Linked DNA regions of Homo sapiens: region 2 is linked to region 1. A link is an interaction called in ENCODE POLR2A ChIA-PET data of the cell type or tissue named here. Cell type or tissue: OCI-LY7. All regions are shown on one strand. Each heading gives the region's core, and the rest is flanking DNA. Links, peaks and the distances in the headings are about the cores only. Region 1 overlaps FCHO1-AS1 (FCHO1 antisense RNA 1). Region 2 has its middle 37 kb from the start of ARRDC2.

Region 1 (4,383 bases), core at 86-4,085:
GGTGGGAGGATTGCTTGAGCCCGGGAGGCAGAGCTTGCAGTGAGCTGAGATGGCACTACTGCACTTCAGCCTAGGTGACAAGAGCAAGACCCCGTCTCACCAAATAAATAAATTAATAATAATAATAATAATAGGCCGGGTGCAGTGGCTTACACCTGTAATCCCAACACTTTGGGAGGCCGAGGTGGGCGGATCATGAGGTCAGGAGATCAAGACCATCCTGGCTAACACGGTGAAACCCCGTCTCTACTAAAAATACAAAAAATTAGCCGGGTGTGGTGGCGGGTGCCTGTAGTCCCAGCTACTTGGGAGGCTGAGAATGGCGTGAACCTGGGAGGCAGAGCTTGCAGTGAGCCAAGATCATGCCACTGCACTCCAGCCTGGGTGACAGAGCGAGACTCTGTCTCAAATAATAATAATAATAATAATAATAATAGACCAGGCACAGTGGCTCATGACTGTTAATCCCAGCACTTTGGGTGGCTGAGGTGGGAGGATTGCTTTAGCCCGGGGGTTTGATACCAGCCTGGGCAACATAGGGACACCCTGTCTCTATTAAAAAAAAAAAATTAAAGAAAAAAATAATAGGAGAAGCTGGGTGTTGGGTATACAGGAACTCTCTGTACTCTCTTCACAATAATTCTAAAACTGCTCTAAAATAAAAGGTTTATTTGGAAATAAAAGGAACTGGCCAGTTTCAGTGCTTCACGCCTGTTGTCCCAGCATTTTGGAAGGCTGAGGTAGGGGGATCGCTTCAGCCTGGGAGTTTGAGGCTGCAGTGAGCTATGATCACACCACTGCACTCCAGCCTGGGCAACTGAGCAAGACCTCGTCTCTAAACAAAGAAAGAAAGAAAAGAAAGAACAACTACAGTTGCCTTGGAGAATAGGGATTGTCTAGGGCTGGGATGGAGGGAACAAGAAACACAAATAAGAAACCGAGTTGGCATCCAGGCTGAAGACAATTGGGTCTTCGCTGGGACCACTATGGGGTGTAGGAAAATGGACAATTTGGAACTGTTTCAGAGACACTGAATCCACGGGATGAAATGCTGGTAATGAAGGGAAGAGAAGATCCTTAGGGCCTCCCAAGCTTCTGGTCTGTGCTCCTGGGCTGCCCTGACTGAGCCTGGGAGGCTGGTGGAGGGGCAAGAAAATCAGCCGGGTGCCCTGTCCCTAAGCAGAGGGTAGGATGGGGGACTGGCGGGTGTTGTGTAAGTTTATATTTTCTTTTTCTTTGTTTTTGTTTGTTTGTTTGTTTGTTTTTTAAGACGAAGTCTCACTCTTGTCGCCCAGGCTGGAGTGCAGTGATGTGATCTCGGCTCACTGCAACCTCCGCCTCTCGGATTCAAGTGATTCTCCTGCCTCGGCCTCCCAAGTAGCTGAGATTACAGGCGCCTGCCACCATGCCCAGCTAATTTTTGTATTTTTAGTAGAGACAGGGTTTCACCATGTTGGTCAGGCTGGTCTCGAACTCCTAACCTCAAGCGATCGAGTTCGAACTCCAAAAAAGAACTATCATATGGCATATGAGGGGATGACCTCCTCTGCAAGGTGCCGGATCCCGGGGCTGCCCTAGGCCGGCTGCAGACTTGCTGTGTGGCCTCCAAGCAAGATCTTGCCCTCTCTGAGCCTCAGATTTCCCATTTGTAAAATAAAGACCAATAATGTCCAGGTTACAGGCTTGTGGGGGGTCATCAACTGAGCCCTGCCTGTTCGCTCAATAAACGTTGGTCGCTCCTTACTCCTTACCACTGAGTCTCAGGGCGAAAGAGTGGCGCCTGTCTCTTTAAATTATGCAAATAGACTGCGGGTGGCGTAAGGGGGGGAACATAAAAAGGAGCCTAGTCTTCGGCTGGACCAATCAGCGCGCTGAGCTGGCGGAGCTGGGCGCCTAAATGGCCCAATGGGGGGCCGCGCGGGATCAGAGCCCGCCCTGCCTCCTGGCGCCGTCGCGGGGGTGGGGACTTTCTAGGCCACGCCCCGGGGGCGGAGCCCGCCGGCAGCCGCGCCGCAGCCGCGGAGGGAGGGGCGGGGCGGGCTCCGGTGTCAGCGACCAAGCCGCAGGTGGCGGCGAGCGCGGGGCTCGGCCCGAGCTCAGGAGGTGAGTGTTGCCCCCCGGAACCCCCTGGGATACCCTGGCCCGCGCAGCCTCCCACGCGCACCGTGCCCTGCAGCCCCGGCGGCTGCGGAGGGCAAAGGCGCGGCGGGACGCGAGGGATGGAGAGCAGGGGGTTGGGGCTACGCGGTGGGCGCCCCGGCTTCCCCCTCCAAGTGGTAATTGGGGGTCCGCAGGCGAAAATGGGGACCGCTCCCCAAATCCCCCGTCTCCTGGCCTAGAACCGAGCGTGCACGGGGGCGGCGACGACGCGAGACCCCTCCCCAAATTCTTTTATTCTAAGCCTAGGTCTGGGTTCTGGGGCTGCAAAGATGGGGGCGCCGCTCCCCTTCCAGCCTGGAACCCTGGGCGGTGGCTGAGATGGGGACCACCCGCAGATTCCCTCTTCCCAGCTCCGGCCTGCAGACCACCGGGGACCGAGACGAGGGACCCCTTCCCTTTTCCTCCACTGTGAACCCCTATCCAGGCCTGGTGGCTGGAGGAGCTGGGGTGTCACCTGGCCCCTCCTCTAATCTGCCCCATCCCAGTCCTCCACCTTAAGGATGGGGTGGGGGGCGTTTCACTGGCATCTTCTGTGGGGACCCCAAGGTTGGAATTTTGGGGAGGAGGTCACTGTGGGGTCCCCTGCCTGGCACGGTTTATCCAGGCCAGGCCTTGAAGGGCCTGGAGCCTGGACTTGGGGGGGGGGTCCCTCTTTTACTGAGGGGCGGGGTGTACAGCTAGCATCTGTTTCTGGGGATTAAAATAAATCGAGGTAAATTAGGATCTTGCCAGAGGCTGGCTGTGAGTGGGGTGCGGAGGAGGCTTGGGGGGTGGGGGACCCCTCCATCTGCCTTGGATCCCCCGAGTCACCTGCCCCAGCTGCACTGGGGACCAGGAGGCAGTGTCGAATGGACCTGCTTCACTGGTGACCTTGGGCAGGTGACAGCACCTTTCTGAACCTCGGTTTCCTCTTTTGAAAATTGAGGTTGGGAGCTTCGGACCCTGCATTTTACAGATTCTGAACTCACCCAGCCCACATTTTGTCCAATGGTGATTCACTCTTTTGCTTAACATGTGGGTGGTTTGGGGTCAAGACAGCATTGGGTTTGGAGACCCTCCCACAGTGCCTTGCTATCCTCTCAGCCTCAGTTTACTGCACTGCAAAATGGGTTGATGATGACACTCTGATATTGGGGCTGAGGGCATGGGGACAGGGAGTAAAACATAGGACCAAGCTGCAATGGCTGGGATGGGGCATCGCCACCCTGGTCTCACCATTGGGGCCACTTAGGGCACACCCTGACCCACATACCATCACCCACGCCAGGGGTGAACCTGTTCTCGGGCGAGGTCCTGGGCAGGAGGGGGTGGGAGTTGCCAGGCCAGCTCATTCCCTGTCCCTTGGAGCGCCCTCCCAGTGGTGGGCATGGGGCTGGGAGTCTGACACCCCCAGGTTTGAATTTGCCTCTACCTGTGTGTGTGTTTTTCCCTTGGTGCCTTTGTTTGTTCTTCTGTGAAATGGGCTGAATTCCTCTGGGAAGATGGGAGGAGTCTGTGGGAGGAGGAAGCTCTGTAAATACAGACATGATTATTATAATATTAATGACAGTATTAGTGCTCTTTAAATCGGGTCACAGCTGACCAGGAGGAGGGAGGGGAAGGGGGAGTCTATCAAAGGCATTGCCTGAGGAGACTCCAGCACCTGGGAAAGTTGGGTACACAGTAGGCATTCAATAGATGTTTGCCAAATGAAGTGAGGAAGAGGGAGGGGACCCATGGGGAGGACAGAAAATTTCTGAGAATCCCTGGCTCAGATTCCCACTTGGTGGCCCGAGTCACTGTGTGACCTGGGGCACGTGTCTCAGTTTCCCCATCGTGGTGCTGGTTGAGATAAGATACTGCCTTGAGGTGTGGTGACGAGAATCAAGCCAGATTGTCTGTGATCGCAGCCCAGGTGGCGAGGCCAAGAGGGGAGACATGACATAGTGGGTCATTGAAACAGCATGGTACCTGCTTGAACCAAGTGACTGGTCCGTGGGAAGGATGAGAAAACCCTTGCTACTGGCCCTACTGTACATACACTGGGGTCCAAGAGAGAGGGAAATGTGAGATCCTGTTTCCCAGGATCCTGGAAGCCAGATCGTGGAAGGTCAGGAGTGGCCCAAGGTCATCAGGCAAGACGTCAGCGGCTCCGGACACCCAGCCAGGCACCACTCGATTCCCAGGATGGGAGCTCGGGTCTTGCCTTTGTTGCTGATGTGGTTCCTGCTTTGTTTTATCTGT
Region 2 (4,383 bases), core at 199-4,198, 300 kb after region 1:
GGGAAGGTATTTGCAATATACTCAACAGATGGAGGAATACTATCAAACCTACATAAATAATTCCTATAATGCCATCCAGGCACGGTGGCTCACGTCTATAATCCCAGCGCTTTGGGAGGCTGAGGTGGGTGAATCACCTGAGGTCAGGAGTTCGGGACCAGCCTGGCCGACATGGTGAAACCCCATCTCTACTAAAAATACAAAAATTAGCCAGGCATGATGGCAGGCACCTGTAATCCCAACTACTCAGGTGGCTGAGGAAAGAGAATCACTTGAACCCGGGAAGCGGAGATTGCAGTAAGCTGAGATCATGCCACTGCACTCCAGCCTGGGTGACAGAGTGAGACTCAGTCTCAAAACAAAACAAAAAGACAAGTTACAAATTAGGGGAAGATATGTGCAATATACTCAATGGATGGAGGAATACTGTCAAACATATATAAAGAATTCCTATAATGAACACCACAAAGAACACAGAGTAGGAATTCACGAAGGAGGAAGCACAAGTGGCAAAGAGATGATCAACATTTACTGAGGATCAGGAAGATGCAAATTAAAACACCAGGTAGATGCCATTTGATTGGCAAAAGCTACAAAATCCACCAATACCAAGTGATTCCCCAAGATGTATTCATGAGAAACTCACAAATGGCTGTGGGAGGGTGCATGCTGCTGACACTTGGGAAAAACCTCTGGAGTTTCCAAGTGTCTCTGAGTCCACAACCCACATGCTCCAGAAATCCGCAAAGAGAAATACCTTCCTGCTCCTGGCCAGAGTGCCGGAGGTAAGCACTACCCTCTCAGACCTGGAGGACCTGCAGGAGGACAGGTGAGTTTTTACTTGGGGTTGGAGAGGGGGCTGTGTAAGTTTCCTGGGGCTAATGTAACAAATTTGCACAACCTGGGGGGCTCCAGACAACAGAAATTTATTCTCTCCCAGTTTTGGAGAGAAGTCTGAAATCAAGATAATTGCCTGGGTTGATTCTTTCCAGTGGTTTGAGATGTTTAAATGAGCTAATACCTGGTACACACTAAACACTTAGTACCAGTGTACTGGGAGAATAATAAAATGCAGGAATACAGCAAAGCATAAAATAAGCATTGATTGTTGATTGGATGAGTGATTAAGACTAAGTGAAGGGCCAGGTGCTGTGGCTGATGCCTATAATCCCAGCACTTTTGGAGGCCGAGGAGAGCGGTTCAGCTGAGGTCAGGGGTTCGAGACCAGCCTGGCCAACATGGCAAAACCCCATCTCTACCAAAAATACAAAAATTAGCTGGGCGTAGTGGCGCATGCCTGTAATCCCAGCTACTCAGGAGGCTGAGGCAGGAGAATTGCTTGAACCCTGGGAGGCGGAGGTTGCAGTGAGCCGAGATCACGCCACTGCACTCCGGCCTGGGTGATGGAGTGAGATTGTTTCAAAAAAAATAAAATAAAATAAAAAATAAGTGGAGGCTGGGCGCAGTGGTTCATGTCTGTAATCCTGGCACTTTGGGAGGCTGAGGCAGGCAGATCACTTGAGGTAAGGAATTTGAGACCAGCCTGGGCAACATGGTGAAACCCTGTCTCTACTAAAAATACAAAAATTAGCCAAGCGTGGTGGCGTGTGCCTGTAGTCCTAGCTACTTTGGAGGCTGAGGCTGCAGTGAGTTTGAACCTGGGAGGCAGAGGTTGCAGTGAGCTGAGATCGCGCCACTGTACTCCAGCCTGAGCGACAGAGCAAGACTCTTCTCAAAAAAAAAAAAAAAAAAGACTAAGTGGAGATGAGGGTTCAGTGCACCCCCATCTCCTGGCCCTGCTGCCCATGAGCCAGACCCTGAGCTGACAGATTGGTGCCCATTTCCTCTTATGGATTGATACGGGGCTCTTACCTCTGGGTTTGCTCAGCCCAGCAGCAGGCAGTCAGAGCCAGAAGTTGTTTGCAAACCGAAACCGGTCTGCGGCTTGGGCCACCTACTTGTGAAACCAGCTGTCGCTGTTTTTCCTCCCTGTGAGAAAGTCCCCCAGTAAAGCTGCGCGGGGGAGGAGAAGGAGGGTGGAGGAGGGCCGAGTAGCTTCCTGGGAGACCTTGGGGTGTGGAGGCGCTGCTCTGGACTTTGGTTTGCCCATCTGCAACTGGGCACCATGGGGAAAGGGGATTGCAGGCTCCTGGCTGGGGAGTTTGGATTTGGGGATGCTGGACAAGTGACTTCACCTCTCTGAGCCTCAGTTTCCTTATCTGTGAACTAGTGAGAAACACATGGCCACCAGAGCTGCTGCAAAGGGGCATGTCCCTCTCTTCATTCAGGCCTTGGCCCCAAATGTCGCCTATTCCAGGAAGCCCTCCAGGACTGCCTGATCAGGAAACACCCTCCCTCTGCTGCATCTGGTCATGTATTCTACTTTATTCATCACACTTTTCAACACCTGATTCCACATTACAGATGCATCGCTTCAGGTGCATAATGTCCTCTGGGTCCCACCTTTGTCCCCAGACCATGAGTCCTACAAGGGCAAGATTGCTCTCAGTTGTCCCCGGCTGTGTCCCCAGACCACAGCCCAGGGCCTAAAGCACAGCAGGCATCTGGGGAAACATTTCTTTTTATCAGCATAAGATTATTATCTGTGAGCACACTCATTAAGCCCCGGCTGTGTACAGGAGCCAGCGACACCACCATGAATGAGATACAAATTCTTTTTTTTTTCTTTCTTTTTTTTTTTTTAGACGGAGTCTCATTCTGTTGCCCAAGCTGGAGTGCAGTGTGGCACAATCTCAGCTCACTGCAACCTCCACCTCCCAGGCTCAGGTGATTCTCCCGCCTCAGCCTCCCAAGTAGCTGGGATTGGTAGCTGGGACTACAGGCTCCCACCACCACACAGTTAATTTTTGTATTTTTCAGCAGAGATGAGATTTCACCATGTTGGCCAGGCTGGTCTTGAACTCCTGACCTCAAGTGATTCGCTCACCTCAGCCTCCCAAAGTGCTGGGATTATAGGCATGAGTCACCGCGCCTGGCAGAGATACAAATTCCTGATGGCAGAGGAGGGAGAGAGAGTGTGGGTGACGATGACAATTGAACTGAGACCCAAAGGAGGTAGGGGAGACATATGGGCGTCTCTGGGAAGATGGTCCCCGGGAAAGCACAGCCTTTAGACAGGCCCCGAGGCAGGAGCCTGTCTGACTCACCGGAGGAGCTTGGAGGAGGCTGAGGTGGCCTAAGTCGATTAAGCAGGGTGGGGAGGGAAGAGGCGATGGTGCCGTGAGACCAAGCAGGGCCTTGAGGTCTGGGGGGAGAACTTTGGCTTTTACTCTGAGGAAGGTGGGAGCCACAGAGGCTTCTAGACAGAAGAAGGACAAGCCGGACTCAGGATACCAGGGTGGGGGTATCTGTGGGGGATAAAGGGAGAAGCGAGGAGACCACAGAGGGGTGCCACTGCTGGTCCTAAGGAGCAATGATAGTCTGGACCAGGGAGAAGGGACCTTCATGAGAAGGGATCGGATGTGGGAGCAATTTTGATGGTGGATGGGTGGAGGAAGAAGATTCAGGGGCACCAGTGTGAGCCCATCTCACAAGGGAGGAAACTGAGACTCTGGGGACAGAGGGATCTCAGTAAAGGAGAAACTGGAAGAAACCAGTGGAACGTTCAGAGGTGACCAGGGTCCAGGAGGGAGCCCCCGCACCTCCCTGAGTCACAGAGATTGCCAGCTTCCTCCTGATGCAACCTGACCTTCCATCTCTCTCTTTGTTTGTTTGTTTGTTTGTTTTGAGACAGAGTCTCACTCTGTCACCCAGGCTGGGGTGCAGTGGCACGATCCCTGCTCACTGCAACCTCTACCTCCCATGTTCAAGCAATTCTACTGCTTCAGCCTCCAAAGTAGCTGGGATTACAGATACACACCACCACACTGGGCTAATTTTTGTATCTTTAGTAGAGACGGGGTTTCGCCATGTTGGCCAGGGTGATCTTGAACCCCTGACCTCAAGTGATCTGCCTGTCTTGGCCTCCCAAAGTGCTGGGATTACAGGCGTGAGCCACCGCACCCGGCCTCTCTTTGATTTTATCTCTATAATTTCCATCCCTGTCAGAGGGAAGAGGCTCCACCACCTACAGACACCGATAGGCCTGACTCGGCTTCCCACAGATTCATTTACTAACCCCAAACCCCAAGACATGGGTACCAACACTGTTTTACAGATGGGGAAACTGAGGCTCATATAGGCGAAGTGGTTTTCCAGGCAGAGGCAGGATTAGAACCCTGAGCCTTGGCTCTAGACCCCTGCTCTTGAGATGGCACTCTGCTGGGGGTCATCAAACATTCCACCCCGAGATGCATTATTCCTTTCCCAGCTTCTGAGAACTTGGGCTTGGGTGGGAGCCCCCTGCAACGTGCTAAAAATCCA

Evidence for each region. Peaks named below come from ENCODE experiments on the same cell type or tissue, not always from the same donor. Only the 100,000 strongest peaks of a DNase experiment are listed, where the experiment ranks them.
Region 2: POLR2A ChIA-PET joins it to region 1 with 12 read pairs; 2 of 35 experiments call an interaction of 5 or more read pairs at or near these places.

What each region holds. Positions count from the first base shown.
Region 1 is chr19:17,745,712-17,750,094 of GRCh38, forward strand. It overlaps FCHO1-AS1 (FCHO1 antisense RNA 1), which reads right to left. Exons shown (of 5, transcript XR_007067152.1): 3 at 3,572-3,652. It also overlaps a transcript of FCHO1 not described here. Among named protein-coding and RNA genes, the nearest start is that of FCHO1-AS1, 3.5 kb to the right of the region's middle. RefSeq lists a silencer at 1,819-2,238. In OCI-LY7, for the core only: no CTCF peak of the experiment used is centred there; DNase peaks (open chromatin) are centred at 1,880, 3,191 and 4,050; H3K4me3 peaks cover 2,463 bases; H3K27ac peaks cover 2,351 bases.
Region 2 is chr19:18,043,210-18,047,592 of GRCh38, forward strand. No RefSeq gene overlaps it. Among named protein-coding and RNA genes, the nearest start is that of ARRDC2, 37 kb to the left of the region's middle. In OCI-LY7, for the core only: a CTCF peak has its summit at 2,130; DNase peaks (open chromatin) are centred at 1,952 and 2,372; H3K4me3 peaks cover 930 bases; H3K27ac peaks cover 2,523 bases.